Regions from separate parts of the Homo sapiens genome. Here region 2 is linked to region 1. A link is a loop called in an ENCODE intact Hi-C map of the cell type or tissue named here. Cell type or tissue: A673. All regions are shown on one strand. Each heading gives the region's core, and the rest is flanking DNA. Links, peaks and the distances in the headings are about the cores only. Region 1 has its middle 86 kb from the start of LINC02394. Region 2 overlaps LOC107987178 (a long non-coding RNA gene).

Region 1 (17,014 bases), core at 3,909-11,908:
TAGAGAGGTAAACAAAAACCAGTTCTCATTAGCTGGGGAACTGGTGTCATGCCACATGATAGGGACAACGACCTCTCTGTATGGCTATTTTTACCTTTTCTTCCCCTGTATATTTTCAAGTAGAGAAACAGGTAAAAGAAGAGATCCAGAGGAAAGAGTAGATCTTGAGTCTACCCCACCCAACCTGGTGGAAAGGACTGCAAAGCTAGACTCAATTTGGGAAGGAGAAAAACTTTGAATTAAATATGTGAAGACATTTAAAGCGATTCAAATTCATGGGCTCAAATTAGAAGCAGTTACAGTAATCAGTTACACAGTGGGAAAGGAGATTTCAAGGTCCATAGCAAGTGTTAGAAAAAAGTAGAAATATTTTCTACTTATACTTTAATTCTACTTATACAATAATTTTCAATTTATTGGACAAACTATGTTGTTTGCCTCATGAGTTTTACACACACACATATACACACACAGTAGGTTCTCACTTAACATTGTTAATAGGTTCTTGGAAACTGACTTTAAGTGGAAGGACATACAATAAAACCAATTGTTTTTCTTTTAACATTATAATGAAATAATGAATGAAATGACTATATTCAAGGGCCTGCTGCATGCTGTTTTTGTTAAAGTTGCTGTTTCCAAGAACCTTCCAATGATGTTAAGTGAGAACTTACTGTATATATTAACTTATGTGTAGATTATGATATTATCACAAGAAAAATATAAAATTTGTTAAAATATTCCTCAAATGAGCCATTATATTTATGACTGTTATATTTAATTTATTGAGCACTTACTATGAATAGGACCCTATTCTAAAATCTGTACATGTGTAATATCCAAATTATCAATACTGCCTTAATGAAAATTTTGGTGACATGAAAAATCTTAGGCAGAGTGAGCTTAAATATCTTTTACAATATCTCAGAATTATAAAGCATTATAATCATGATTTGAACACTTGAGGTTAGACACTGGGGCTTTTTTTTGCCAAACTTCCTTTTATTAAAAAAGTGTGAAAGGTTCAGATTAGAAATTCAAAATCCACTCCAAATTGTTTACCCAAAGCAAGAAAATCAATCACAATTAATGAAAGTATCAACCTACTTCCACACACACAATATTTACTTCGACAACCCCTTGACTTAATTCCACTAGCAGATGCCCAAGACATTATTTACTCTGTGTGCTTGACACACAATAAACAATTTATTATTATATATGTATTATATATATTATTATATATCTTCAAAAATCAATTTTAATTGGTTTTAATCCTAAACAAATCAATTTTCGAAAATCTCTCAGTCATGTCTTCTTTCTTTCCTCTTTTATCCTTCTGTAATTCCTACTAGGTATATGTTGAAAACTTGCATTCGATCTCCCATGTCTCAACTGCTTTTATTTTTCAGTCTGTTTCTCATTATTATGCCTCCTATGAGATTACAGTAATGTAATGGATAAATGGGAATTTATCGAGTACCTACTCAGTACCAGATACTGCTCTTCACATTTTACAAAGTTGCATTCACATCAACTCAAAAATGCAAAACTTATTATAATTTTCATTTTATAGATGGAGAATCTGATGATAAAAGAGAAGGAAAGTATTCAAACCAAATAGGTTTGGTCTTAGGATCTCCAGTGCTAGCTCTTTCATTTTCTTCTGGTTTCAATTCATTAATTTTTCCTGAGCAAGATTAAGTCTACTCTTTAGCACTCCTATTGAAAGTTCTAAATTTTTTTCTTCAATGATTATATCTTAAAATTCCAATATTTCCATATCATCCATTTTAATTTCTCCCTGTACAGAAAACTGATATTTTACACTTGGTTATTACAAACTATTGTCCTTATAATTCTTTAATCTCTGTTTCCTTAGATTTGCTGCTTGTTGAACCTCTCAAATACTGAAGGGAAGTTTCCTGGCGGTCTCTCGTCATATGCTGTTTACTAAAGGAATAGTTTCCGATCTGCTGTAAGAAGTACTATGCTGTCCATTTGTTCCAGGACCTTATCCTCTGCAGGTAAGCAGTCTTAATCTTGCAACCACAAATGAGGCAGATCAAATCCTAATTGTGAGTGCATTTACTTTAGGCTTCTGTACATTCAAAGTGAACCACTTATGGCTTTTTCTCAAGTTGATGAGCAAAGGTAATTCTGCTAAGGTAATGTGTGGGCACTGGTGTTTTCCTGGATTCTAGAGATTATGCAGGGAGTCTCTTTTCCCTACCACACCCCAACCTCATATGTGCTTCTTCTATAAGTCCCAGACTCCAAGTGGATTAAGCTTTTTGCTACCTTGCTTTTTTTGGTATTTATCTTTTTACTTTTGGCATTTATCTTTTTACTTTTGGCATTTAAAATCTTTTTTAAAAAATGTTTAAATGGTGTAGTTAATATTTCATCAATAATATCTATGAATTAGAGTGGATAAAGTAAAGTTGTTTTGCTCTTTTGGCCACATAGACCCAGAAATACATACGTTTTAACAAAACAAGAGTATACCAGGGTCTTTTAGCATGCAATAATTCAGCATATATACATTTTTGTTCCGTTTACATAGCGCTTTCACACATGACTTTAGGATTTGAAAAAATATATTTTTGAGATATATTATTTTTATTTTTGTGTGTAATGCATATCCAACTCATGATTTGAAAGTTTTTAAAAATTACACCAATTTTCTTAATCCAGTCTATCATTGTTGGACATTTGGGTTGGTTCCAAGTCTTTGCTATTGTGAATAGTGCTGCAATAAACATACATGTGCATGTGTCTTTATAGCAGCATGATTAATAATCCTTTGGGTATATACCCAGTAATGGGATGGCTGGGTCAAATGGTATTTCTAGTTCTAGATCCCTGAGGAATCTCCACACTGACTTCCACAATGGTTGAACTAGTTTACAGTCCAACCAACAGTGTAAAAGTGTTCCTATTTCTCCACATCCTCTCCAGTATAATAATAATAAAATTTAAAAAATTACACCAATTTGACAAAAACAGTCTTATTTTCTACTGGTTTTACTGCAAAAGAAAAAAAACATAAAAATATGTGATTAAAGAAAGAGAACATTAACGTAGATATAGACTAATTAAACAAAGAAATTTTGACCCAATTATTTCTTCTCATTAAACTATTTCAAGTCTGTTTTTGAGTATTTGTTTAGAGCTCCTGTAAAAAGAACTCTCTAATAATAAGATAATATAAAAAGTCAGTTGCACCTGGGCACGGTGGCTGACGCCTGTAGTCCCAGCAGTTTGGGAGGCCAAGGTGAGCGGATCACCTGAGGTCAGGGGTTCAAGTCCAGCCTGGCCAACATGGCGAAAAACAGTCTATAGTAAAACTACAAAAAAAGAAAAATTAGCCAGGCATAGTGGCAGGTGCCTGTAATCCCAGCTACTCAGGAGGCTGAGGCAGGAGAATCACCTTTTTTGAAACTCCATCTCAAAGAAAAAAAAAAGTCAGTTGCTAGTTTTGTTTTTTACCTCAAGTATACATATATAATATGTCATATATATCATATATATTGTATATCAACACATATATAATATATATCATGCTCTGAAGACCAAAAATATAAAAGGTAAACAATTGTATTAAAATATTAATTTGTTTACATTTTTTCATAAGTTCAAAATTATGAGTTTGATTTAGAAAGATCTATATTCTTATAAAGAACCTGCTAATGTTTGACTGTCCCTCAGAATTATTTTACTGCTTCCAAATATACATGAAATGCAAATAGCACAATAATTTTTTTCTCTGATGTTACTTATTCTATTTTTATTTATTTATGTATATATTTTTGAGATGGAGTCTCACTCTGTCACCCAGGCAGGAGTGCAGTGGCGCGATCTCAGCTCACTGCAACCCCCACCTCCTGGGTTCAAGGGATTCTCCTGCCTCAGACTCCTGAATAGCTGGGACTGCAGGCACTTGCCACCATGCTGGCCAATTTTTCTATTTTTTTTTTTTTTTAGTAGAGACTGGGTTTTGCCATGTTGGCCAGGCCGGTCTCGAGCCCCTGACCTGAGATGATTCACCCGCCTCAGCCTCCCAAATTGCTGGAATTACGGGCATGAGCCACTGCACTCACCCTGATATTATTAATTTAGATTTTTACCTGGTTGTCAAATTCATAACTGGAATATTTTTGTTTTGTTTTAAACCATATATGCTATTTTAATCTTTAATTAAAAGAAAAGCTTCAAAGTAATTTATCCTTTAATATCCTTTAAAATTATACATTCATTTGCACATAAAACTAAAATAACAATGGTTTCTCTGAAAAAAAGCAATGTTATTTTGGTATTTCATCACATGCAACATTTGCTAATTAAAAGGCAGTTGAACTCAACTTTGATAGTTAATACAAAGTCCTCAATTGGAATTTTTTTCTAACTACAAAAAAGCCATTCGTATTTGACACTTAGTTGAGGGTATTAGAAATGAATATTTATAAATATTTCGTCCACTATCTGATTATTTAAGAGCCTTTTATAAAATAAAAGTAACCGAATCTTAAGCTAATTACCCATTATGCTCCTATCTCAGTCCATTCTTGCTGGTATAACAAAATATCTTAGACTGGGTAATTTCTAAACAGAAATTGACTGCTCAGAGTTCTGGAGGCTAGAGCATCCAAGATAAGGTACCAGTAGATTCGGTGTCTAGTAAGGGCTTACTTTTTGCTGCAAAGATGATGCCTTCCAGCTGTGTCCTCACATGGCAAAAAGAGTCAATAAGCTCCCTCAGGCCTCTTTTATAAGGGCACTAATTCCATTCATGAGCATGGAGTCCTTATTACCTAATCACCTCCCAAAAGCCCCACTGCTTAAATCATCACCCTGGGGTTAGGCTTTTACATATAAATTTGAATGGACACAACATCTAGATCAGAGCATTTCTCTCCTTCCCCCCAAAATTCATGTCATTCTCACATGCAAAATAAATTCATTTCATCCCAGTAGCCCCAGAAATATTACCTCATTTTAGCATTAACTCAAAAATTTAAAGTCCATTCTCATCTGAATATCATCAAAATCAAATATGAGTGAAACTCAATACAATTTAGTCTGAGTCAAATTTTCTTCCAGCTGTGGGTCTGTGAAATCAAACAATTTATACATTTTCAAAATACAATGGTAGGATAGGCATAGGATAGACCTTTTCATTCCAAAAGGGAGAAATATAAAAGCTGACAGGAATAGTAGGTTCCAAGTAAGTCTAAAACTTAATAGGGGAAAAAAATAACTATTAAGACTCTAGAATAATCTTTGACTAAGTGTCTCACCTTTTGGACATGCTGGAGTAGGGATTGGGTCCCCATGACTCTAGGCAGCCCCACACCCATGACGTTGCTGGTCTCAGCCCGTGCCACACTTTCATAGGTTGGAGTCAATTGCCTTCAGTCCTCCTAAAATGGATGGAGTTGCTTCCAAGTGGCTCCATCAGTGTGGAGTTCTGAGGGTGGCCCCACCCCCACGGTTCCACTAAGCATTACCCGACTGTGGTTTTTCTGCAGTGCTTCCACTTTTGTAGCAGCCCTCTTCCTGGATCTCATGCTTCAGTCTCCAGGCAGCTCCATCCTTCAAAACCTAGGTAAAGGTATCCATGGCTCAAAATTTTCAGTTTTCCTTTGACACGTGAATCACCCCATCCCATCTCAGGGTGCAAATTTGATGTTATTATTGTTAAAGAGGGCATGAGTAATGGGTAAAAGGTTAAATATTAATTAGTATTTATTGAATCAAAGAAAAGAAGGAAGAAAAATAACACTGTTCTAAAAAATAATGAATGATTAAACTTTGAACCAAAATCTCAAAATTTTTATTGTTTCATACTCTACTAGAAGTTATATGAAATCAAGAGAGAGAAACAATTACAGGAATCATGCCTGAAAATTTAAAGAGAATTGAGGTAGTGTAACTACCCAGTAAATTTTACCCAGTAAAAGGACCATTGGTGTAATGTCGGAATAACTAAATATCTAAATATAATCCTTAGCTCTTAAATTTAACTTGTGAGCTATCTTCCAGTTATTAATTACCTTGGCTAACATAAACATAATTTTTTTTTATCAGATAAGGATAATGAGTCTCTCCTTACATTTTAGTTTGGCTAGTTAAGTGGAATCATATTTTGCCAGCATCTAAAATAGTTAATTAAACTAAATGCTAATAAAATATTAATCTATAGGTAATTTACTAAACAAATTGAGGATTTTAATTAGTAGTATCTCCAGTAAATTCATGGGTAACATAAGTTTCTATATTGTAATCTGTTTGACTTAAAGTTATTTGAATTAGGGAGCAATTTTTATTTTTATTACCACATAATCCTGGCATGGTACCTGGAACAAAGTAAGAAACAGACACATATTTGTTAAATATTGAGTAATAAGAAAGTTCATGCTGTTTTACTTTATCATGAGTTTTTTTCTCATTCTTCAAATTTTCACTTAAAAAATTATCCAGTAAATACAGGATGGTCAAGAATATTTCACAGAATTGCCTTCAGTTACATTCATTATTCACATAGCCATCATTTTTTATCATTAGAGACAGCATTTGAGCAGTACCATGAAAGTACAATCTGCAAAATGAGAATTAATTATATGTAATAACAGTTATGTAGATATAATAAAATTTTAAAAGTAAAATGATTCAAATATTAAGATATTTAAAATATCGAAACCTTTGGTCCTTCAATTATTTTCACATAATTTACTTAAATCGTGAGAGGTGGACTTGGGCTTTTACTAGTATTGGTAACTTTAATATATTACTTATAATTTGAGATTTCCCAAACTGCAATAAATGAAATATCTGTTAATAACTTAATTATTGTTTGCTTATATTGAAAAGTTTATTGCATAAAGGAAATCCCACAGTCTGCTCTTGAATTGATGGCAATTATCATAACATTATGAAATTACTATAACAAGAATATACAATTAATCAGTTCTATATTTCATACTAACATGTGTGTGCCCTGATGCATTGCTTTCAGCAATATAGCAGCTGCTCTTTAATGCATTTTTTATGTCTCCAAGTAATTCTTTCATGATGAATTACGGCACATTCAGCCAGAATTAATAATGCACCAACAGCATGTGTAAAAAATTAAGTCAAATTTTTACTGAAGAGTTAAATTTGATTTGAGATTTTAAATTTTAAATTTCAAATATATATATAAAACTTCTCATCTGATCAAAATCCTACCTTGACAATATCTTTAATGGTCAGGAATATTGTAATGGTTAACTGGATAAAAAGTACATATTCACCTGACAAATAAGTAGAAATTACCCATTCGCTACCATAAGTAAGAATTATCATCTTTGAAAGAGCTACCAGAGTAAACATTGTTAAATTTGTCATTTTAATTTGAGAGACTCTCATGTTACACATATTCTGTTATTTATGTGCTGTCCCCCTTACAACCCCTGTCCACCAGTGGAAAATATTCAGTAATTTTATTTTCCTTAGTCACTTTCACCTAAATGAACTCTATGAGAAGAGCCTTGAGTTGAATCATTTATACTGTATTATGAATTAAGTAAAATCAATGTAATCAGCAAGTATTCTTAGAATATTGATGGTTAAGGGATCACATCAGTCTGAGTCCAATCATGACAGAGAAACCACCCAGTAATTTGAACAAGAAAAGTTTATTGTGAAGAAATATTAGCTATACAAAGGAGTTGAAGTAATGAGGCATAGCCTTGTAAGAAGTAGAGAAACACTAAAGAATATTGATAGAGTATATAAAAGAATAGCCACTGTTTCTATGGCTAAAATAGAGCACCCAAGAAAATACAGACCATATGGGAGGACACAGCTATGGCTAAGTTAATGGCAAAGAAATGAGTGGCAGATAATGCAAAACTTGCTGAAGCTATTATCTTGAGCTTGCCCGTATCAACCCACTAGGATAGAGGGGAAAGTTATTTCCTAGAAGGTATCACACTGGAAACATTCTACTCCAAAACCACTCCAGAAGAGGATGTGAGGTAGAAGCTGTTGGCCCTTGAGTGCTGCTGGCTTTTATGTACTGCAGCAGATGGGAACTGGAGAAGCTGCAAGCACTGCACCTGCCAGGTGCGAGAGAAACTGTATATACTGTAGGAGGCTGCTAGGAGAGGACACTGGAATGAGAAGGCAAAACTCTTTCCTTCTGCAATGTCTCTCCAGCACCCTCTACTGATAAATCTCAACATCATTTTCAGCTTGTAAAGCAAAAATATTTAAAGTACAAAGATTCATGTTTATAGAGCAAGCAAAAATTTTGAATTTAGAAGTGAGAGCCAATAAATCCTTAACTGGCAGAGAGTAATAAATGCATAAGGACAATTATTCATGATCCCAAGGCAGTTACATGTGAAAATGTATTTGTCACATTAGGTGATAAGTATTATAAAAAAAAATCTAAAAGTAGGTCAGAGAAGGTGATACGAGTGGAGAGATGGTTCATGGAACACATATGACATAACATGCAGTTGGATGTGTCATACAGAGGGAAAACCATGGTCAAAGCAACAGGAGGAAATGGAAGGGAGTGACTAAAAAGTCCCCATTTGCTGTTACATTGCTATTTGCTTTTTGAGGACCTCTAAATAATGTGATAGATCTTATTTAATAGACAATTGAGATGATAAAGATTTTAAGTAAAGGACTCAGGAATTAAAAATGTGCTCTAGGAACATAATTTCCATATGGCAAACAAGACAACCAAAGCTGTTGTAGTCTACCAGAATTGTAAAGACTTATCTCTTACTATAAAATAGTTTTATTTTCATCTAAATAAATTTATATATGGGAAAGGAAGTGGAGTAGAGAATGAAAATGTAAACAGGTGCTTGGAAGCATGTTGATCCTCCATATCAACATGTAGGTTAGTAGTCCCTGCTCTGCCCTCCACTTGAGAACAGAATTAGCCATGTAAGATAACATATATAGGAATTATTATAAGAGGAAGGTCATATGGGGCTGCAAAGAAGAAAACTATTCATGATCACTCTATAATCGTATGCATCAAAGTTCATATAAATACATATGTGTATATATACATATGTATACATATGTGTCTGTGTGTATATATACATATGTATACATATGTGTATATATACATATGTATACATATGTGTCTGTGTGTATATATACGTATGTATACATATGTGTATGTGTGTATATATACATATGTATACATATGTGTATGTGTATATATATATGTGTATATATATGTGTGTGTGTACACACACACACACACACACACACACACACACATACTCATTGTCCAGTTCCCAAACTGTGGATGTTCAGGCTTCAATTAGCTTTTAGTTAATTGTGTTAATTGTGATGAAGTGCAAAATAAGCTAGTTAATATGGATTCAGGTCTAGACTGTGCTCTCTATTGTCCATGTAATGTTAGGCAATAAAAGTGACCTATAAAATCGCAATTTTAATATAGCACATGATTGCCATAAGAATAAAATATTGTAGGTGAAAATATGTATTAATTGGAAAGTATTATGTATTAAGAAATACAAGAAATTGATGTTATTCTGACCTACTTCAACTTTGTTGAGGCATGCTAGTATTTTAAATAACAAAGATTTATCGCTTAGAGAATCAATTTGTCAAAATTATATCCAGGATATATTTTCTTAAAGCAATTTTTCTCCTAAGTATCCAGGAGGAAATCCATTTTTCCTTTCTGGACTGAACAATGAAGAAAATAGTGTCGAAGTTAAGGTTTTTGACAGGCATTTCACAATCTCATAGAAACCTCATGCATCTTTCATATTTCATCTTATATAACTTATAACTACTCCAATTATATAACTTATAACTACTCTAATTTTTATATTTTTCAAATAAATAGCTTCAATATTTTTATTAAATGATTATACACATCCTCTTTTCCTTTTGTATAGGTCTACTCATTTAAGTGATATTACAAACTACAAACTCATTCTTTTTATTTAGAGATAAGGTTTTCTCTGTCATCCAGGCCTACTATAAATCTTGGTGTATAAAACATGAAAGTCAAATGCTATTTTTTAATTATTTTAAAGATAGGATCTTGTTCTTTTGCCCAGGCTGGAGTGTGGTGGTGCCATCTATCATAGCTCACTGCAGCCTTGAACTCCTGGGCTCAAGGAATCCTCCTGCCTCAGCCTCCCAAGGCTACAGACATGTACTACCACACTTAGCTATTTTTTTTTTTTTTTTTGAGATAGGCTCTTGCTATATTGTCCAGGATGGTTTTCAACTAGCTTCAAATGATCTTCCAATCTTTCCTGTGATTATAGATGTGAGCCACTGTGACTGGCTCAAACACATCCTTAACTTTCCAACATCCCTAATTTCAAGACTTCTTTTAATATATTTTGAATTTTTAACCATATGATTTAATATCCATATTAACATACTTATTTTAGTGTAAGTTTAAATAGATTTTAAAACTCCCTGCTGATAAGCTTACAAAATAAATAAAAGCTCATCAAATAAGTATTATTTTTATAGAAAACTATTTTACATGGGTCACATAGCTCAAGTAATAGAAATTATGGTAATTTCTATTTTCACTAATTTAAAATATATATTCAGCACTAAATTTGCATCGCTGAAGAAGATTGGCAATAATTGTTGTTTTGGACTATGCCATACCAAAAGGAAATGAGCCTTATAATGTTGACCCCTCAAACTGGCATTTCTCTAAGAAGTTAAAGGGGGATCTTGCTAGGATTAGAATAACAAAACGAGACTTGATGCTTGAACCTTATCCATTTTCATACAATGTGCCTCTCAGCAGAATAAATAAAAAAATTGTACCATCTTGCAGAGTGCAAGCTATCAGCAAAATGCAAACTAAAGGTTGAAATATAAAGGCAAAAACTTACCTATATTCATCCAGAATGAGCAAAGCATGTCACAGTGTTTCTGATTTTAGCTGAGGTAAGCTTAAGCATCGCGGGGTGAAGGGTGAATCTGAAATACAAAGACCTAATCAAATATTATGAGAAAGCAAAGACCATAACATAATTGAGGGAATATTACATGGAAATATCAGTGTTTGATGGCATTTAAAAAATATATCTTACTTGATCACATCAAGATGGCAATTAGCTTATCAATAAACTTAGGTCACTGAAACTATTGAACTCTTTAAATAGATTTAGGAATTTTAAAAAACATTGATTTATTCTAGTGATGTGTATCCTTTCCTCATTACACATTATAATGATTTTATCCGTACAGCAGAACATAAGCCTTATTGTTAATTATAAAAGCGATATGTGTCACAAAAGCACATGTTTTTATTTTCCTGAAGCTCTGCAGAGTTAGTTGTATATACCATAATGTTAAAAATGTTTCTCTTAAATTGAGTGTCATTGTTGATTATTTCCACTCACCTTTTAAAAACTCAATTGGAAACTACAGGGATTTCATTTTCTGGTTATGGTAGAATAGCTTATATCAGACATTTCTCAACATGAGAAAACATAAAACCTGGAATAAAAATGAAAACTGCTGTTTGAAGATATTGGAAAGCAACTTAGGCAGTCAGGACTTCAAAGCCTTAAATTCCCCAAAGAAGAAAAACAAAATGAAAGGACTTCAGCCCTGTTTGCCAGTTCTGTTCTGGAGGCATTTGCCAGCTTGTCAGTAGCACAGGGCCCATAAGCCAAGTAAAATGGAGAGGCTCAGAGCTTTTTGAAGTGGCTCAGAACTGTGGAAACAAAAATTAAGAGTTCAAGGCTACCACAATAGCTTGGAATTAAAATATGAAGATCTCAGAGCCAAGGCATCAACAGAAAAGGTGGACCTGACACCATGTGATTCTTTGCTTGCATAGTGGTTCTTAATGTCTAATCTGCAGGGTGTGAGAAGCTAGGCAAGCAAGCTGAAAGTGAGAACTAAGAAGCTAAATTGATAGCAGGGCAGTCTTACAGTACTGAAAGAGAGAGAAAAAAAATGTTATTTAGGTCCTAACTAAGAGGAAGAGCCCTGGAAAATACTCCAGGATTTCAACTGAGACTCATGAGGAGTTATTACTAGACACAGCTGAATAAAATATTAATGGAATGAAAGATAAGTCAGTATATATGTGTGTGTGTATATATATATACACACACAGACGAATACATGAAGTGAAAATGAATAAAATATAGGGAAGAATATAAAATATTCATGGGACAGAATGAAGAATTATAGGATTCCAATTGGAGTCCCAGAAGAAGAGGAAAAAAAAGGAGGCAGTAAATTCTATTTGAAGACACTGTTCAAGATCTAATATTGAAATAAAACGAAACTACAAAAACAGGAAGAATTAATACAAAAAGATCAAACTGAGGCAAACTCTAGTAAAATTACTGATATTCAAACAAATAGAAAATGGTTAAAAGCAATCAGAGAAAAATAGATCCATTATCTTCAAATGAGCAGGAATAATAATGGTATCTGTTTTTAAATAGAAATGATGAAAACCAGTAGATAATAAGTAATATATTTAAGATACTTTAAAGAAATAAATGCTAATTTATAATTTGATATCCACCTAAAATATATTTAAACCTGAATATGAATTAAAATTGAAACAAAAAGAGAATGTATAGGTAGCCTGCTTGCACTAAGAGAAATAATAAAGGAAGTTATGGAGGCAGAAGAGAAAGTGTCCTAACTGGATTTTCAGTAATGAAGGATGGAAAAAAGAACACTGAAATAGATAAAAGTGTTGTTAACTCTAAGTAAAATTGACTATATAGAACAGTAATGTGAATTACTTATTAAGAATTAAAATACTGGCTGGGTGCCGTGGCTCACGCCTGTAATCCCAGCACTTTGGGAGGCCGAGGAGGGTGGATCACGAGGTCAAGAGATGGAGACCATCCTGGCCAACATGGTGAAACCCCATCTCCACTAAAAGTACAAAATTAGCCAGGCGTGGTGGTGCATGCCTGTAATCCCAGCTACTCTGGAGGCTGAGGCAGGATAATGGCTTGAACCCAGGAGGCAGAGGTTGCTGTGAGCCGAGATCGCACCATTGCACTCCAGCCTTGGCAACAAGAGTGAAACTCCATCTCAAAAAAAAAAAAAAAAAAAAAAAATTAAAATACCTTACGAAGCAAGCAGAAATGAAGATAAACATACCAAGTGCTTTAATGGGAATTCCAAACACCAAAAAAAATAAAGAACAAATAAAAACAATGTTGGGATGGGTCCATAACACTTTTTTCATTAAAAAAAAAAAACTATGTTTTTCTCCTACATTAATATTTTTTCAAAAAGCATTTGTGGCTAGGCATGGTGGCTCACACCTGTAATGCCAACACCTTGGGAGGCTGAAGCAGGAGGATCTCTTGAGGCCAGGAGTTCGAGAAAAGCCTGGGCAATATAGCAAGACTCTGTCTCTACAAAAAAATTTAAAAATTGGCTGGGCATGGTGGCTTGAGACTACAGTCTCGGCTACTTGGGAGGCTAAGGTGGGAGGAACTCTACAGTCCGGAGTTCAAGGCTGCATTGAGGTATGAACGTGACACTGCACTCCAGCCTGGGTGACAGAGCAAGACATTGTCTCTAAAATAAACTAACCAAAAGAAACCAAAAACCATTTGTTTTTCATGTTTTGGGCACCAAAATTTATAATAGGCCTTGACATATATACATGAACAAGATATATTATCTGTCCTTGAATACATTAAATCCAGTTTAATATCAAATAATCTTTATTCTAAGATTCGGCATTGATTTAATTCAGATTAAGGGTAGAGAAGAAACACTGTATAAGATATGCATTTTAAGAAAATTACCTGAAAACAGCATTTATTTATTCATGCAAATATATACTCCTTTTACCCTGTATTCCAATCAAAATTCAAATCTAGATCTCTGCATATTTAGAGTCTATGTTTGGCGATTGGTAAGAATTTAGGGCATCATTATTCTGCTATTAGTAAAAAATATTTCACTTGGCTTCTTTTAAACTTTTAGGATTGATAGTATTATAAATGGCTATGATAAGTAGTATTTCTCTAAGGTCTTTATCTCCTGGAGACATTTAACAGTTTGGTGCTTCAATGGCATTCCTTCTTGATTCATGAAATAGTTATACCTAACTCTCCTAACTCTAAAAATTTTATTATTTTATTTAAGGAGAGTTGGCAATTTATTTGCTATCAGTTGTATTCCTAACAACTGAATAATGTTCTAAGCATATAATACAAATTAATTTCTCATCTTAATCATCTTTGAAAAAGCATTTTATGGTACAAGTAGAAATTCACATTTAAATTAACACTATACTCCATTTGGTGGTAAACATAGAAATAGTTCAAGTGAGGTGATAATCAGATAAGTGTAAATTTCTTTTTTTTTTTTTTAGAAAAAAGCTAATTTCTATTTATTTTTAATTTTTTAATTTTTTTAAATTTTACTTTAAGTTCTAGGGTACATGTACACAACGTGCTGGTTTGTTACATATGTATACATGTGCCATGTTGGTGTGTTGCACCCACTAACTTGTCATTTACATTAGGTGTGTCTCCTAATGCTATCCCTCCCCCATCCCCCCACCCCAAAACAGGCCCTGGTGTGTGATGTTCCCCTTCCTGTTTCCAGGCATTCTCATTGTTCAGTTCCCACCTATGAGTGAGAACATGTGGTGTTTGGTTTTTTGTCCTTGCGATAGTTTGCTGAGCATGATGGTTTCCAGCTTCATCCAAGTCCCTACAAAGGACATGAACTCATCATTTTTTATGGCTGCATAGTATTCCATGGTGTATATGTGCCACATTTTCTTAATCCAGTCTATCATTGATGGACATTTGGGTTGGTTCCAAGTCTTTGCTATTGTGAATAGTGCTGCAATAAACATACATGTGCATGTGTCTTTATAGCAGCATGATTTATAATCCTTTGGGTATATACCCAGTAATGGGATGGCTAGGTCAAATGGTATTTCTAGTTCTAGATCCTTGAGGAATCGCCACACTGTCTTTCACAATGGTTGAACTAGTTTACAGTCCCACCAACAGTGTAAGTGTTCCTATTTCTCCACATCCTCTCCAGCACCTGTTGTTTCCTGACTTTTTAATGATAGTCATTCTAACTGGTGTGAGATGGTATCCCATTGTGGTTTTGATTTGCTTTTCTCTGATGGCCAGTAATGATGAGCATTTTTCCCTGTGTGTGCTGGCTGCATAAATGTCTTCTTTTGAGAAGTGTCTGTTCATATCCTTCACCCACTTTTTGATGGGGTTGTTTTTTTCTTGTAAATTTGTTTGTGTTCTTTGTAGATTCTGGATATTAGCCCTTTGTCAGATGAGTAGATTGTAAAAATTTTCTCCCATTCTGAAGGTTGCCTGTTCACTCTGATGGTAGTTTCTTTTGCTGTGCAGAAGCTCTTTAGTTTAATTAGATTCCATTTGTCAATTTTGGCTTTTGTTGCCATTGCTTTTAGTGTTTTAGACATGAAGTCCTTGCCCATGCCTATGTCCTGAATGGTATTGTGTTTTAGACATGAAGTCCTTGCCCATGCCTAGGTCCTTCATATCCCTTGTAAGTTGGATTCCTAGGTATTTTATTCTCTTTGAAGCAATTGTGAATGGGAGTTCACTCATGATTTGGCTCTCTGTTTGTCTGTTATTGGTGTATAAGAATGCTTGTGATTTTTGCACATTGATTTTGTATCCTGAGACTTCGCTGAAGTTGCTTATCAGCTTAAGGAGATTTTGGGCTGAGATGATGGGGTTTTCTAGATATACAATCATGTCATCTGCAAACAGGGACAATTTGACTCCCTCTTTTCCTAATTGAATACCCTTTATTTCTTTCTCCTGCCTGATTGCCCTGGCCAGAACTTCCAACACTGTGTTGAACAGGAGTGGTGAGAGAGGGCATCCCTGTCTTGTGCCGGTTTTCAAAGGGAATGCTTCCAGTTTTTGCCCATTCAGTATGATATTGGCTGTGGGTTTGTCATAAATTGCTCTTATTATTTTGAGATACGTCCCATCAATACCTAATTTATTGAGAGTTTTTAGCATGAAGGGATGTTGAATTTTGTCAAAGGCCTTTTCTGCATCTATTGAGATAATCACATGGTTTTTGTCTTTGGTTCTGTTTATATGCTGGATTACATTTATTGATTTGCATATGTTGATCCAGCCTTGCATCCCAGGGATGAAGCCCACTTGGTCATGGTGGATAAGCTTTTTGATGTGCTGCTGGATTCGGTTTGCCAGTATTTTATTGAGGATTTTTGCATCCATGTTCATCAGGGATATTGGTCTAAAATTCTCTTTTTTTTGTTGTGTCTCTGCCAGGCTTTGGTATCAGGATGATGCTGGCCTCATAAAATGAGTTAGGGAGGATTCCCTCTTTTTCTATTGATTGGAATAGTTTCAGAAGGAATGGTACCAGCTCCTCCTTGTACCTCTGGTAGAATTTGGTGGTAAATCCATCTGGTCCTGGACTTTTTTTGGTTGGTAGGCTATTAATTATTGCCTCAATTTCAGAGCCTGTTATTGGTCTATTCAGGGATTCTACTTCTTCCTGGTTTAGTCTTGGGAGGGTGTATGTGTCCAGGAACTTATCCATTTCTTTTAGATTTTCTAGTTTATTTGTGTAGAGGTGTTTATAATATTCTCAGATGGTAGTTTGTATTTCTGTGGGATCGGTGGTGATATCCCCTTTATCATTTTTTGTTGTGTCTATTTGATTCTTCTCTCTTTTTTTCTTTATTAGTCTTGCTAGTGGTCTATCAATTTTGTTGCTCTATTCACAAAACCAGCTCCTGGATTCATTGATTTTTTGAAGGGTTTCTTATGTCTCTACCTCCTTCAGTTCTGCTCTGATCTTAGTTATTTCTTGCCTTCTGCTAGCTTTTGAATGTGTTTGCTCTTGCTTCTTTACTTCTTTTAATTGTGATGTTACGGTGTCAATTTTAGATCTTTCCTGCTTTCTCTTGTGGGCATTTAGTGCTATAAATTTCCCTGTACACACT
Region 2 (17,014 bases), core at 5,872-13,871, 380 kb before region 1:
GTGTTATGCATCAAGCAGTCATCAAAGGACCCAGTTAGCTTCTTCCAAGGTCATAGGGGTTGTGACTTCCAGCCAACAAATGGGAGAAAAAATATAATTCAGTAGGGAGAAAGGAAAGACCGTTTAGTGGATGGTGCTACAATAATTGTTTATTAATATCAAAAAATAAAATGAAATCAAATACCTACATATTACCTATAGCACATTTAGTTACTATGAGAATATTGATATTTGAATTAGAATCCAGCTTCTTAAGGCCTGGATAAGGAAATTAAATCAAAGAATCACTTCCACTGTATTTTACTGGTCAAGCTGTCACAGAACCCAGAATGTCTAAAATAAAAATATATGATGAAAATAAATCATTTTGACAATTATAAAATGTTTATAATACATTTTATGTAGTAATGCATTTGCTTTCTAAAAGCAATTAATCAACAGATCTAGTGCCAGCTGCAATAACTTTCATAACTTCAAAGTAGTGATTAGTGTAAATATTTTGAGATTTCTGAATCAACTGTTTTGTGACATAAAATTATCTACTGTTTCTATTAGTAACAAAGTAGTAACAGGTGCTCTTAATTGTACTCTTTTTTTGCCTATATACTTAGTTAAAAGAATTACTAAATTTCATTAAAAGTTTATAGAAAATATTTTTTCCTATGCAGGTACTTTGTAGTTATGTATTCATGGATATTAAGTTATAAGCCCCTGCTGAATCCTGGTTTTTATTTGCCACCTATTGCTTTCATGTCGTTGAAAGGTTCATTGTTTATCGTTTTGTTTTTTTCTTTCTTTTCCTTCTTTGACCACTGCAATTACATCCTTCAACAGATTATCTTTTTGCTGTATAGTTGCAATCTAAGTTTGAGTCTAAGCTATGTTTACTGTCTTGGAAACTAGTAATAATTGCTCATTGGGGATATCATTTTATCAAGGAACTTTCAGAGAGATAGAGAAAATAATCTTCAGGCAGAGAAGATAGCCAACCCAATTCTGCTAAATAACAACTCAGCTACATAACAAATACTTAATAATGGTTACGATTAAGTGACTTTTGAGGATAAGTTATTTGCAACTAGATTTTATTTTTTCCCTGTTCTAGAATGCACCATGGCCTTTATTCTGTGTCCTAGGAAATGAGAAGGTTGTAGCTATAAATCTATTTTTTAAAAAATTTCTATAAGATATTGGGTGTAAAACATTGCTAATTTGGTGTCTCTCTAACAGTGAACAAAATAGGACAAACAAGCATTCTGAAAACATAAACAGAACATACCTTTGTCTCAAAGCATTTAGGGCTCAAGAGAAATCATTGCTGCTTTAGCGCCTGGAGAAGAGCTACAGCTCAGGTGTTCAATAGAAGAGATGCACACAGGCATCTATGTTGTCAGCAAGCTAGCACTATCAAAGCATCTGGAGACAACAATAGGAGTCAAGGATACCATCTCTAGCACAGATCCCCGGTAAGCAGGCCTTTTTAGGAAGTCCTAGTTGCAGTGCAAGTTTTCGAGGAACCTCATCAGAGAGCTGCAGCAGAGATCTTCAACATGACCAGATCACCCCATCTCACTTAGCTCTCCCACTAACAACTTTATCTATTATTTGCCTTGTTCTCCCCATTATATTTTTCATTGTCAGAAGTCACCATGTCTTTTTATTTTAATTTTCTATTGTTTATCTCTCTTGGCTATAATGTAACTTTTGGTCAAGAAGAAATCTTATTTGTCTGTTCGTTGCTTTAACTGTGGTCCTCAAAAAGCCCAATTAATATTTATCAAAATAATGAAAGGATGAATGAGCATTATCTATTCTTTCTTCACTCTTGCATGGGAATAGCTGTCCCTGGGTTCACCAATAGTCTTCATGTTACTAAATCCAAAGGATCGTATCAACAGCATTTGACAAAATTGAACTCTCCTTTTTTTCTTAAAACAATCTGCATTATCAACTTCCGTGCACTCCAGTCTTCTAATTCTCATTTTCTCCTTTCCTTCTCAGTCTCCTCTACTGCTTCTGCCTCAAACTGACTTCTATCCGGGTCTTTTAGAACTCTTTCCTGAGTTCACAACTGTTCACGTTCTAAATGCACCGTAGACAACATATTCTTATTCATACAAAGACTATTTGTTTGTCTCCTAAATACGTATTTCTATGTGTCTGTATACTAGACCACACTTCTCTGTCTCATGGATATATACAACTATATCTTTGATATATGCACTTTTTTTCAAAAGTGTATAATATATGCTTGGTCAGGTGCAGTGACTCATGCCTGTAATCCCAACAGTTTGGGAGGTCGTGGTGGGTGGATCACTAGAGGTCAGGAGTTAGAGACCAGCCAGCCAACATGGTGAAACCCCATCTCTACTAAAAATACAAAAATTAACCGGGCATAGTGGTGCATGCCTGTAATCCCAGCTAGTCAGGAGGCTGAGGCAGGAGAATTGCTTGAACCTGGGAGGGCCGGAGGTTGTGGTGCACTAAGATGGCACCACTGCACTCCAGCCTTGGCGACAGAGCCAGACTGTGTCTCGGAGGGGGGAAAAAGAGGGTATAATGTGTGCTAAACTAAACTCTTAATTTTTGAGACCCCAGATTTGTGAATGCTAGTGTTTTATCATTGCAAGAAATAGTTCCACCATCCAATTCATCATACAAAATTTACACATTGTGCAACAGATAATTTGTGACACCTTCTCCTTTCTCATACCCATCAAACCACTAAAAGAACCTGTCTTGTCATTTCTGAGTCTAAACATTTATTCATTTTTTTGTGTTTTTTTGTTTGTTTAATTAATTAATTAATTAATTAATTAATTTTTTGAGACAGAGTCTCGCTCTGTCGCCCAGGCTGGAGTGCAATGGCATGATCTTGGCTCACTGCAACGTTGGCCTCTCAGGTTGAAGCAATTCTCCTGCCTCAGCCTCCCGAGTACCTGGGACTACAGGCATGTGCCGCCATGCCCGGCTAATTTTTTGTATTTTTGGTAGAGATGGGATTTCACCATGTTAGGCAGGCTGGTCTCAAACTCCTGACCTCAGATGATCTGCGTGCCTCTCCCTCCCAAAATTCTGGGATTATAGTTATGAGCCACTATGCCCGGCCCATTTATTCATTTCTTACAATGTCCACAGACATTAGCATGGTTCAAGATTGGACTGTTATAATTTCTTTTTTTCTTCTATTTTATGTCCCACTATTGTCTTCTTCTAATCTATTATCCGTTTGCAGTCTGTAAAATTTTCATGTACTCTTTCAAATCCTTTAATAGTTTTCTATTGTTCTTAGTCCTTAATATACCTGAAATGTCATGCCAAATCTGGCCCCTGTTAAGAACTTTTGTCTACCTAACAGCTCTATTTGGGTATCTCACACTGTTTGAATTCATCAACTTTTTTCCAAAAGTGTTTATTAACCACTGTTTTTTGTTGTTGTTGTTGTTGTTTTTGACATGGAGTCTGACTCTGTGAGCCCAGCCTTAACCACTATTTCTGATTTCACTTAATGCCTAGTGACTCAGTCTAGATTCCTAAAAGTAACTGCTGATTATTTTCTGTTATTCAGCCCATGCCCTAATCAATCACCAAGTTCTTTATGTATTTGATTTTTAAGTTTTATTTAAAAAATTTTAATTTTAATTTATACATAATAATTGTACATATTTATGGGATACAATGTGATGTTTCTATAAATGTGTAATGATAAAATCACCATAATTAGCATATCCATCACTACAAACATCTATCATTTCTTTGTAGTCAGAACATTCAAAATGTCTTCTAGCTATTTTGAAATATACAATAAATTATTGTTAACGATAGTCACCCTACTCTGCAATAGGACACCAAAGTTTATTCTTATCTAACTGTAACTTTATACCCACTTATATTTTTACCTGAAAGTATCCTTAAATATTTCAACTATTTGTATTTTGCTTCTTATAACAAGTAACAATTTTGATACTCCTATATTAAAACTAGATTTTCTTATGCAATTAAAAATAATTATGTAGTAATATTCTTAGGAATAGTATATTTCAATATTATGCAATACGGAGTATTTAGGTTGTTAATAGTATTATGTTAAACTGTGCTGCACTGAAGTTACTAATTTGTTTACTTCTCCAATTATTGTATTGTTTAAATTTCTGTGATAATGGATCTAAATATATGCATGGGTTGAAATATACACATTACCCTCAAGAAGAATTGTACTAATTTATGTCTCAAAAAACAATGTACAAAAATGCTCACACCAAAGCCAACATAAGTGACATTACTTAAGGTGACACATTGTGGTCGTTTTAAAAAAATGAATTTATTCATTACATTGATGTTTAAAAAATGAATTTATTTATTACAGTGAGCTTACATTACAAACATTGAAAAATTTTTAAATGTTTAATGTCCCTTTAAATTTTCTCTTATGCTAATTACATGAACAAAACTTGTGTGCATTTTTCTGCTATGGTCATCATTTTCACGTTGACTTGTTAGGACATTTTACATTTTCAAAATTTATTTTTTTTATATATTGAAAGCATTTTTCCAGATTGTCCTTTTCCTATTTTTTTTTAGAAATTGATGTTCAAGTATTTTATATAAACAAATTATTCATAAATTACTGCCTCTTTCACTTTGTTCATTTTCCTACAGTAAAACTCACAGCAGGATTACATATGTATTCAAAATTTTATCTTGCAGCAATTGTATGGTTTTCTAATATCTATTACGAGGTAGTACTCAGGTTGAGATTTATTTATTTATTTATTTTTGTATCTGCTCCCATGCTTGTTGTTTACATCTATGCCACTTGAATATTTCCTAATTTACCATTATTTGTCGTCTTCATCTGATATTCATTTATGTATGTATTTGGGCATGATGCAAGACAATCTATTTCCAATATAACACTGTTTCAGAACTATAAGTTTTTTTGTTTTTTTTTTTTTTGACAGAGTCTCACTCTGTCACCCAGGCTGGAGTGCAGTGGTGTAATCTCAGCTCACTGCTACCTCTGCCTCCCTGGTTCAAGCAATTCTCCTGCCTGAGCTTCCCAAGTAGCTGGGATTACAGGCATGAGCCACTGTGCCTGACCTAGTAACATAAGTTTTTAATTACCATACTTTATATGTTTTAAAAATTTGGGGGGAAATTATTTTTTAATGTTCTGAAAGTTGCTTAACTCACATTTACTATGTGAGGTAAGCTTTAGAATTAATTTTTTCAGAACCATCAGCCATTACTTTTGGATTTTGATACTGACTACCTTGCATATAATTTCAATTAGATAAAATTGACATCTTTACAACTTTAGGTCTTTCTATATATGAACATTCTGTTAGAGGCAGTAGGCAGACAAATTTCTAGATAGATAGGGGCACGTCCCTGGTGAAACCAGATCTTCAACCCAAAAACAGCCTGAAGCCTGAAAACCAGGTTGCCAGTTCTGGATGGAGTCCACGACCAGAGGGAGAACCTCTATTCCTGTTTGCCAGCTCTTTCCTAGCTGGTTCTTTCTGAATAATGCTTTTTAACCAACGGAATGTTGCCTTTTGCAAGGCACCTACCGCCTGGGCCTCCCCAGTTCTGAGCCTATAAAAACCCTAGACTTAGCTACACATGCCTACCTTCCAGTAGGGACCTGCCTTCCAGTAGGGACTACCCACTTCGGGTTCCCCCTCCTCTGAGAGCTGTTCTGTCTCTCAATAAAATTCTTCCCTGCCTCCCTCACTTTTCGGTTGTCCTCATTCTTCTTGGACACAGAACAAGAACCTGAGACCTGCCGAACAGCAGGTGCCAAAGATGCTGCTGTAACACCACAGCCCTCCCATCTTCCATCCTCCACTGGCGCTGAGTGGCAGTCCCATGTGACAGGAAGTGGAGGCAGAGCTGGGCCAGCCCAGGAGCCACGTGCTGGAGCCAGGTGAGGAGACTGAATGAGCTGGGACATTACCCCTTTTTCCAAAGCATGGAGACGGTGGGAATGAATAAACTGTAAGACATATGAGCTGTGAACCTTCTGGGGCCCAGACCTACTCCATAAGCCAGAGTTGTGATATGCTGTAACCGTATATTTGTACTACACAAATTTGTTGCTCTAAATTGTGCTTCATGTTTTTACTTTGTTTTTACACATATTTTGAGATAATTTCATCCTTAATATTTTTAAATGTTGCATATATTAGAATATTCTGACTTCATACTTGAAGGTCCTGTGACAATGTCTAAAATTCTTGGCACACTAAACTCTTTCCTATTGAAAACATTTATCTTCTTTTGCAACCTGTTGTCAAAAAGATTGCTAAAGAGGAAGCTTTGAAACTATCTCATTTTTTGTACTTTATTACTTGTTCAGAGAATATTAAATTTTTACTTTACCTTGTGAATGTAACTAAATGTAGATCAATTTTCACTAACATTGCTTGCAACTCACTCAGTCCTTTTAGCTCAGGGAAAATCCATTCTAATATAACTTCTGACCACTTATTTTTCATTTAATCTAATCACTTAAAGGAGCAGATGGACAGTAGAATTTTCTTATATATGAACACTTTTCTGATTTGTTTCAATCCCAAATCTCTGAGTCACAAGGCAGACAGACACACAGGAGAGATCAGGGTAAATGTATTTCTCTTTAAAGACTCAGAGATTCAAAATGATGTGTTGAATTTGGGACAGGTCTATCTTAGTCTAGCTCTATATTTTCAGTCAGGTGAAGTGTCTTCAAAATTTTTGTCTTCAGTAGTCCCTCAGCTTTCTATTCTATTTTATTATACATCTTCTTAGGGAGGTTTTCACTATTTTGTTTTTTCCATTTGTTTTAATTTTGCAGTGTTGACTGAGGCTGTCTTTTAAAATGATATTTGAGTATGTTGTCCAAGTACCTTTTTAAAGCAAAACCTATGCATTTTTTTTCCACAAAAGGCAAATTTGGGTTAACAGGCAGAATATGGTATTCAGAGAATTTGTGACAAAGTATAGGCACAGGCAAGTGGTTAAATGTCAGGGACTTTCCAAGAGGGATATCAGAAAATCACCGATAGTCAGGTCATTGGAGCATGACAATGAACAATTTAGGAGCTGTCACTGTTCAGAGATCCACAGAAGTAAGCTAAAAAATAACTGCACGAAGTAACAGGGTGACATATTAGGGGACTAATTGCAGTCTCTAAACTGGTGAGAGAAAAGGGACTGACCAGAAAGAAAGCAGGAGTTCAGGGTGAGGAACTTAAGTGGGAAACTTTGCCCAGGGGACCAGGACCGATCTGCGATTACAGACATGTACCTTCGAACAAAGCAGAAGCATAATTTCTTGATTTGGCCTGTATGGTCACAGCCAGATTGGTAGCAATGACAACTTGTTGCTGACCATCTGGCCGTGAATTAAATCCTTGCTGGCAAGGGAGAATTTTGGGTCTAGAAAGTACAGCAGGGTTAAGCTTAATGTCAAAAAGTCTGGCAAACGAATGGTAGCCAGCTTCTGATGCTGTGAACAACTGGCCCATTTCATAATGTATTCATACTACTTTTTTTTCAGTAGTCTTTAATTATATACTTTAATTAGGAACATTAGAGCTTTCTAGCAATAGGTACTTCTCTTATTATTAAGAATAGCATATCGTATACAGGATATTCTTTGTTCATTGGTAAACATTGCTTATGTTGTCTACATGTCAAAATGTTTATCTCAGCCATTTCGAATGGTGGGGCACATTATTTAAAATCAAGAAATACAGAGTATCTTTAAACTTGAGATATTTCCCTGTTATGCACATTTTAAATTTAAAATGTTGCATTCAAATGAAAAAAGAAATGTGTCAAAATTTGGTAACTGGTATTTTCAATAAATGCCATAATTTTTTATCCTTTTAGAGATCCTGTTATTAAATTAGTCCACCAAAGCATATTTATGACTTATTTATATTGTCTATTCTCAAACTGACACAGATGCAGACATAAACCCTTTCTCATACAACATTACTTTCTGGACATATTTGATAAATGATTTTATAAATAAAAATTTTAAAGTGTCCACTAAATTTTTAGTAATCTAGGATGGAAACCAGAATATTCGATGGGTGGGGTTAGTGATTAGAATATTACTTTTACTTCTACCCCTTAAAGCTCCTATTCTGAGTAAGATGCTGCTTGTCACTTTCCATTTTTGTATCAGCCTGTTGACTTTACAATCTGAAAGCTCTTGATCTTTAATGATCTGTAGCACATCTGTATGCATAATACTGTCTTCCAAACTCCTCAACAATACAAAAACATTAGGCACGTATCACAGAGCTCTTTTAATACATTTTCTACGCAACAATGCTTTTCCCAAATGCAACCCATTTTTGCATAAAAAATAAGATTGTACTGTGTGGAGATAATCAGGTAGTTATGCTGAACTAATGAGCTTTTCTTTTTCTGACAGTACTCTGATATAGTAATTGGAGAATTTAGTTATTCCTTAGATTCAGGAATGATGAGTTCTCTACCTTTGGTTATCATGAAAGATTTCCTTATACTAGAATATCCTGGTCAGGTAAGTGCATTAACAAAGCAACACTCCAATCCATTGATAACATTATATGAAATAATAGGCTGTCTATTCATTTACATAAAATCATTCATTAAAACTGAGATACTTTGCATATAATATAAATTAATTGTGCCCACTTGCCAATGTTACTTTTATTAAATAAATGGATCTGAAACTATGTGTTATTTTTCTTCAAAATCTTTAAAAAGTGGTCACTGGGAAATGATAATACCAGTTAGGATAACTTAACTTTGTTTAGAGGAAATATTTCTTCTAACTTGAAAACACATTTTACGAGTTATATTTTCACAATTTTAGACATTCTGCCTCTCATTCTGTTTGTCTCAGGTCCTGATTATCTTTCAGAATTTAGTCTTGATGCTCTGTGACCATATACATGCTCTTTCTGCACTCTAAAAATAATATTCAATACAAAATACAAAATAGGATATCAAGGGCCTACAAAATTCATTTAGACTAGTAGCATATTTTTTTAGCACATGTGGGCAACATTCTTATGAAAAGATGTTTTATTGTTTCCCCAGTATGACAAAGAAGCTAGTGAGAAAGTGGCAAATCCTCCATGTTTGGCTATTTTACTTTCAAGCTCTGGCCAGTTTCTTACACTGTTGTGGCAATAGCCTTTGGTTTGCTATTTCTTTTCCTTTCTGATGCTCCCTTCTTTTCATAGTTTGCTGTATTCACGGTTGAGGAAATGAAAGCGTCCATACTGCAATTAAGTTAGTTTCTTGCATGTACCCAACATAAGAAAGGCAAGTAAATGACTACTTTTTAAGATAAGCATGTCTTACCTCCGAGTCTATGTTTAGAGATTTTAAAAGTATGGTATTACTTTTTAAATATTTCTAAGACAAGCATACTTGAAAAAATGTTATGCCTTTTTCTAATTCCCTTCCTTTTCTGGCTTGTTTGAGGGAACCCAGACTATAAAACAAAGCTGATGAGAAGCCAAGAAAAGACATGATTAAATTAAAGCAAAATAATGAAAGAACAGAGTCACTTACATATTCAGCAAAAGCCAGCAAAATATATATATATATATATGAACAAAAGAAGAGAGGGGAAAAAAGGAAGGGAGGGAGGGAGGGAGGAAGGAAGGAAGGAAGGAAGGAAGGAGGAAGGAAAAGGAGGGAAGGAAGGAAGAAAAGGAAGGAAGAAAAGGAAGGAAGGAAGGAAATGTTCTCAAACTAAAATGTGTTTTCTGCAAGCTGAGTGAGCAAAACAGAGATTTCTTGCAGCTGTTACATTTGCTCTTAGAGCTGAAGTGGTAAATCAACTCAAGATGATCTGTCAGCCAATCAAGAAATCTTTACGTTTTGGCTGGGTCTTTAGTACAGAGATCTGGGTGGTCACAGGTTGCTTTCCTGTAGGATAATGTTTAATGTACTGTACAGCACATCCTTGAAAACTGGCCAAGACTATCATGGATTTGGCAGACACTTTCTGCAGCTCTGGGTGCCAACAGATGTCTTTGCTAGGTGAAAACAAATAAGAACCAAAATTCTTCCCAGCCTGCTGAAATAAAAGGTTCCTGGGAATTGCTGAGTGTTAAATTGCTGTCCTAAAACCTTTCATTTTGTGCTCTTGTTCTGAGTTGTGTTTTTGTTGCAATTGGCTCCCGGCCTAGGAACTTGGTGTGCTCTGCTGGGTTAACCATGATAAGCAGCTGGTGTGAGGGACCACTCCACAGTGGCTCAGTGGAGTTCAGGATTACCTCTACCACAAGAGGGTAGTATAAATCTTTGAAAGGCAGAGGTGATATTGTGATTCCCATCCCCAATCACTCTTCTGTTTTAACCTGGTCTCTGGCTCTGACTGTTTTACTTTTCCCCTTTCTCTAGAAACTCATACAACTGCCATTCTGAAAGCTTACATTGCTGTGGCACTTTATTAGCTTCAAAACTGTCAAAAAACAATCAGTGTGACTGTCTGCTGTCTGCAGGGGAGGGGGATATTCAACAGTTAGAATCTATATTCATATACTGGTAAACATTTTGAAACTGTCCCCTTAAGACCCATGAATAAGATTATGGAATGTTTTCTTAGTATTCAATGTCTATGTAATAGAAGGAAAAGGGATTAGCTGGAGGCGAATATGCATTCACAAATATTTGTTATTGAAAATTGCAAGAAAACTTGCTCATTCATTTATAAGTATTTTATTGAGATTTTTATTAAACCTCCACTACATACTATACACTAAGGATACAGCAGTAGGCTAGAGAGACCACCCTGCTCTCATGGAGCTTGCACATGAGTGTGAAAGACAAATACCAAGTGAGTTTACAAACAGTTATAAAAGTCTGGTGGTGGTAAGTGTGAAGAAGGAATATGAATCAGGATAAAGAGATGTGGGGAAAAGGGCAGTGTGATTTAGATAAGGTGGGTGAGTAAAGTTCTTAATCAAATACACAGGTGAGTACATATAAATTGAGTGGTATTTATCCATTCATTTAACATGTATTTATTGACTACCTAATATATATAATTTATGTCAGATGTTCTATTTAGCATTTAGTCAATATTATTTACATTCTTCAGGTATCAATTATTGCCACTCTTGCATAGCATAGATTTCAAGATATAAGGTTTTGATATTAAACATCTGTGTTTGCATCTTACTGTAATGTGACCTCTGGTAATTTTTAAAATACTTTTCTGATATATAAAATAATATGTACCATAGAGTTGTCAGGCATATTAATGACATAGCAAGGGAGAAGGGCCAAGCATAATACTTGAAGCACAGTTTATACCTATCAAATGTCAGTTACTGAAATTCTTAAAATCAATGCATAGCCGTATCTTTCAAGTTAAAAATATTAACAGTATAATCATGGGACCCTTTCCGTCCTTAAAAATCTTCCATAATTTAATGGTACCATGTTCAAAATGAACAGTTACAGACTGGAACAGAAAAAAAAAGAAAACTGCCATTGCTTTTCTACAAATGAAAACAAGTTAACTCATAAGCCCCCATTTTCAAAATATTATTCGTTCAAGGTAAATCAACTACAGATGGTCTCTGACTTACCATGGTTCAGCTTACGATTGTTTAATTTTACAATGGTGAGAAAACAATATGCATTCAGTAGAAACTGTACTTCAAATTTTGAATTGTGATATATTCCCAAGCTGAAAATATGTTGTATGATACAATACTCCCTTCTAGTTCTGGGCAGCCAGTGAGCCAAAGCTCCCAGATGGCCAAGAGATCACGATGGTGAACAACTGATAATCTACAGTGTGCTGTGCTGGAAAGTATTTTTTGTTGTGTGTGTTTTTTTTTTTTTTTCTTTGAGATGGGGTCTCACTATGTTTTCCAGGCTGGTCTCAAACTCCTGGGCTGAAACACTCCTTCCCTCAGCCTCATAAATAGCTGGATTACAGGCGTGAGCCTCTGCACCTGGCCAGAAAATGTCTTCAATCATAGATTGCAGAGCTCCACCGCCAGAGTTTGTGATTCAGGAGGTCCTGGGTGGAGCCTGATAACTTGAGTTTCTAACAACTTTCCAGGTGATGCTGATGCTGCTTGTCCACGGACCACTCACCCAGATAAATCGTTATTTTCTTTTGGGCTTGAAAATCATTTTGCTACATTTTTCCTTCTTTGTATTTTATAACATAAAACGTATCTCTCAGTATTTCAAAATCAGCTCTTAGTATTTCAAGTCTAATTTTGCTAGGCTTCCTTTTAGGATTTTTATAGCTTTATGTCTTACATTTAAGTCTTTAATTCATCTTGAGTTAATTTTTGTATATGGTGAGAGATAGGGGTTCCAGTTTTATTCTTCTACATACAGCTTGCCAGTTTTCCCAGCACTGTTTATTGAATAGGATGTCCTTTCTCCAGTGTATGTTTTTGTCAACTTTGCCAAAGATCAGTTGCTTGCAGGCATGTGGCTTTATTTCTGACTTCTCTATTCTGTTCTGTTGATCTATATATCTATTTGTATACCAGTATCATGCTCTTTTGTTTACTATAGCCTTGCAATATAATTTGAAGTCAGATAATGTGATGCCTCCAGCTTTGTTCCTTTTGTTTAGGATTGTTTTGGCTATTCAGGCTGTTTTTTGGTTCCATTTGAATTTTTAGGGTTGTTTGTTTCTAATTCTGTGAAAAACGACATTGATAATTTGATAGGAGTGGCATTGAATTTGAGGATTACTTTTGGTAGTATGGTCCTTTTGATGATGTTAACTTTTCCAATTCATGAGCATGGGGTGTTTTTCCATTTGTTTGTGTCATCTCTGATTTCTTTAATCAGTGTTTTATAGCTCTCCTTGTAGAGATCTTTCATCTCCTTGGTTAAATGTATTCCTAGGTTTTTTTTTGTAGCTATTGTAAATGGGATTGAGTTCTTGATTTTTTTCACAGCTTGATCATTATTGGTGTATAGAAATGCTATGGATTTTTGTACGTTGGTTTTGTATGCTGAAACTTTGCTGAAGTCATTTATTAAATGCAATATTCTTTTTGAGGAATCTTTAGAGTTTTCTAGGTATAAGATGATATCATCAATGAATAAAGATAATTTGAATTTCTCTTTTCCAATCTAAATACTTTCTGTTTCTTTCTCTTGCCTGATTGCTCTAGCTGGGACTTCCAGTACCAGGTTGAATGGGAGTGGTGAAAGTAGGTATTCTTATCTTGTTCTGGTTCTTAGGGGAATGATTTCAAATTTTGCCTGTTCAGAATGATGTTGGATGTGAGTTTGTCATAGATAGCTTTTATTATTTTGAAGTATGTTTGTTCAATGCCTCCTTTTTGGGGATTTTTGTCATGCAGAGATACTGGATTTTATTGAATGCTTTCTCTGCATCTATTGAGATAATCATACAGCTTTTGTTTTTAATTCTATTTATGTGGTGAATCACATTTATTGATCTGTATATTTTGAAGCATCTTTCCATTGCTGGAATAAAACTTTGCTGTATTATCTTTCTGATGTACTGTTGGATTCAATTTGCTAGTTTTTTGTTGAGGATTTTTGCGTCTATGTTTATCATGATATTGGTCTCTGGTTTTCTTTTTTGTTGTATCATTGCCTGGCTTTGGAATCAGGGTAATGCTGGCTTCATAGAATCAGATAAGGAGAATTCCCTCCTCCTCGATTTTTTGGAACAGTTTCAGTAAGATTAATACAATTGGCCTAGGCAAAGAATTTATGGCAAAGTTCTCAAAAGCGAACACAACAGAAACAAAAATAGGCAAATGGGACTTCATTAACTAAAAAGCTTCTGCACAGCAAAAGAAATAATAATAAACAGAAAATCTACAGAATGGAAGAAAATATTTGAAAACTATTCATTAGACAATTCTGGCTAATATCCAGAGCTATAAGGAACTCAAACAACACAACAAGAAAATTCAAATGACTCCACTAAAAAGTGGGCAAAGAACATGAAACAGACATTTTTTTAAAAAAACATACAAGCGGCAACAAACATATGAAAAAATGTTCAATATCACTAATCATCAGAGAAATGCAAATTAAAACCACATTAAGATACTGTCTTACACCAGTCAGAATGGCTATTATTTAAAAATTAAAAACAACAGATGTTGATGAGGATGTGGAGAAAAGGGAACATTTACACATTATTGGTAGGAATATAAATTAGTTCAACCTCTATAGAAAACAGAATGGAGATATCTCAAAGAACTAAAAATAGAACTACTGAGTATCTACCCAAAGGAAAAGAAATCAATATATGAAGTGACACCTGCACTCATATCTTTATTGCAACACTATTCACAAAAGCAAAGACATGGAACCAACCTAAGTAAGTGTCCATTAATGAATGATTGAATAAAGAAAATGTGGTGTGTATACATACACACACTGAATATGTTATATTATATATATACTGAATGCGATATATATATGCATATTTATATGCATACGCATATGTATAGAGAGAGACACACACACACTGTGGAATACTACTCAGCCATAAAAAGAATGACATCATGTCTTTTGCAACAACATAGATGGAACTAGAGGCCATTATGTTAAGTGAAATAACTCGGAAACAGAAAGTCAAATACAGTACGTTTTCTTAAAGTGTGTGCTAGACAATGTCTATATATGAATATACAGAGTGGAATAATAGACACTGGAGACTCCAAAAGGTGAGAGATAGGGCAAGGGATGAGAAATTATCTATTGGGTACAATTTACACTATTTGGGTAATGGTTACACTAACAGCCCAGATTCCAGCACTATGCAATATAGGTAGGTCTTTTAGAATTTTAAGAAAACGTTTTATCTTTCACCAAAGCTTAGTTCTTTTTTTTTTTTTTTTTTTTTTTTTTTGAGACAAGTCTCGCTCAGCTGTCACCTAGCCTGGAGTACAGTGGCGCAATCTCGGCTCACTGCAAGCTCCGCCTCCCAGGTTCAAGCCATTCTCCTGCCTCAGCCTCCCGAGTAGCTGGGACTACAGGCGCCCGCCACCACGCCTGGCTAATATTTTTGTATTTTTAGTAGAGACAGGGTTTCACCGTGTTAGCCAGGAGGGTCTCGATCTACTGACCTCGTGATCTGCCCGCCTCGGCCTCCCAAAGTGCTGGGATTACAGGCGTGAGCCACCGCGCCCGGCCACCAAAGCCTAGTTCTTACAAAACTAGTGTTTTGTCTTTCAGACAGTGGTTTACTCCTTTTTCCTTACTGTGTTTGCATTTGCTTCAAAGATGAATGAAATAAAATACCAAGAGGTGGAACTATGTTTCAGAAATAATTTCAAATGTAGACTTCTAATTTTTTTCCACTGTGGTCCAAGAAGATACTTGATATAATTTTGATATTTTTGAATTTATTGAAACTTTGTAGCCAAGCATATGGTGTATTTTGGGGGATATTCCATGCATAGATGAGAAAAATGTATATTGTGCCACTGTTAGATAGAATATTTTTGTAAATGGCTATTAGCTCCGTCTAGAGTCCCATTCAAGTCCAGAGATTTTTTGTTGATTTTCTGATTCAATCAAATGTACTTTTCCATTTGGAAGAAAAATAAATCTGCATGTATTGAAAAGTATCTCCTGTTTAAGTATTTTCTATTTTGGCCTTATGATTGCTAAATATGATTTAGGCACATGAGAGTCTTTCAAACTCTGGAGGTATCATACTGTTTTGCAATTATGTTCTGTTAAATAACGCTTAGGCAGATTACAAGTACTTAGCTAAATTAATATGAGCAACCGTTTATAATCTGTTATATTTCGCTTATGGTAATTTTTAAGAGTTTATGTTGGATGCACAAATAAGCTAGCTGAACCTGCTAAATGAAAGTGTATGCACTTAATCCTTTTTCTCATACTGCATTTAAATTACACCATAAGAATTGTTCTTTTTATAGCATGTTCTTAAGAGCCTAACTGAATACCTTTGCCATTAAGGACAATATTATACATAAATACATACCTACAGACAGGCACATATACATATACATACACTCATACATTTTTTAAACTGTGATGAGACTAAACTAGATACAGCACATGTATACAAGAGCTTGCTAATATAATTTCTATGACTAAAACAAACTCTCACTCAAATTTTGATTTTCCTGGCTTCAGGCAGACTAGACAATGTACTTTTCATATGATTTTAATCATGTTTTTTCAAGTAGTCTTAAATTGAACTGGGGCTGAGGTATAAGATCTCTATTTTGATTACTGGAATTTGGGCATGAAATTGTAGTTGCTATTTTTTGTGGTTTGTATGGTTGGTTGTTTTGGAGACAGGGTCATTTCATTATATTGCTTAAGTCCATGGGATGGTTTTCCCATAAGGGTGTGCATGGCATTTACACCTTTATGGCATGCAAACATAATTATCATACTTTAATATTTGAAACTGATGGTGATAGTGGAGGAAGAGACTGAAAAGACCAGAACCTGTTATGAAGCAGGCAGTTATTGGAAGCTGCTCTTTAGCAAGTGAGGTTTCTGCTTTCAGACATGCCTTTGTGTTTGAAGCTCTACCTTTTTTCTATTAGTCTCTGTAATGTAGTCCTACAGAGACATTTTTTTTTCCAAAATGGTATCAACCCATCGCAGATTTCTAGCTGCCAGCTGCCTGCTGCTATTTCTGTTTATTTCAAATAATCAACAACTCTTTTTAAATTTCTACAGGCTGAGTTTCTGTGGTCCAGTCTTTCTTTTGGCTAAAAAATATATTGGCTTCACATGAGAGCATGTCTACTAACCATGGCTGTAAAAGTAATTGATGCATTCTAGTCCAGGATCTTGATAATTTCAAGTGTATTTTGCTAATTGAAGACAACATTAACACAGTGCTTGACAATAAATCATGTCTGAATACTGAACAAAGGAAATGATAGTGTTTAAAGGTTCTCTAAGCTCTGAGCATACATTATTAATCTTAAATTGTTTTCATTTTCATTTCTTCCCCGGGTGTCATTCATATGGGAGACCTAATATTTTG

What was found. Hi-C counts contacts between places; a loop is a spot of excess contacts. Peaks named below come from ENCODE experiments on the same cell type or tissue, not always from the same donor. Only the 100,000 strongest peaks of a DNase experiment are listed, where the experiment ranks them.
Region 2: a loop joins it to region 1, with 4 times the contacts of the local background. A loop is called at or near these places in 11 of 110 quality-filtered maps.

What each region holds. Positions count from the first base shown.
Region 1 is chr12:73,927,130-73,944,143 of GRCh38, reverse strand. No RefSeq gene overlaps it. Among named protein-coding and RNA genes, the nearest start is that of LINC02394, 86 kb to the left of the region's middle. In A673, for the core only: a CTCF peak has its summit at 8,213 (motif pointing left); no DNase peak of the experiment used is centred there.
Region 2 is chr12:74,310,450-74,327,463 of GRCh38, reverse strand. LOC107987178 (a long non-coding RNA gene) reads left to right here. Exons shown (of 3, transcript XR_001749203.3): 2 at 5,770-5,929. Among named protein-coding and RNA genes, the nearest start is that of LINC02882, 26 kb to the right of the region's middle. In A673, for the core only: CTCF peaks have their summits at 10,062 and 10,268 (motif pointing right); DNase peaks (open chromatin) are centred at 9,933 and 10,033; H3K27ac peaks cover 7,163 bases.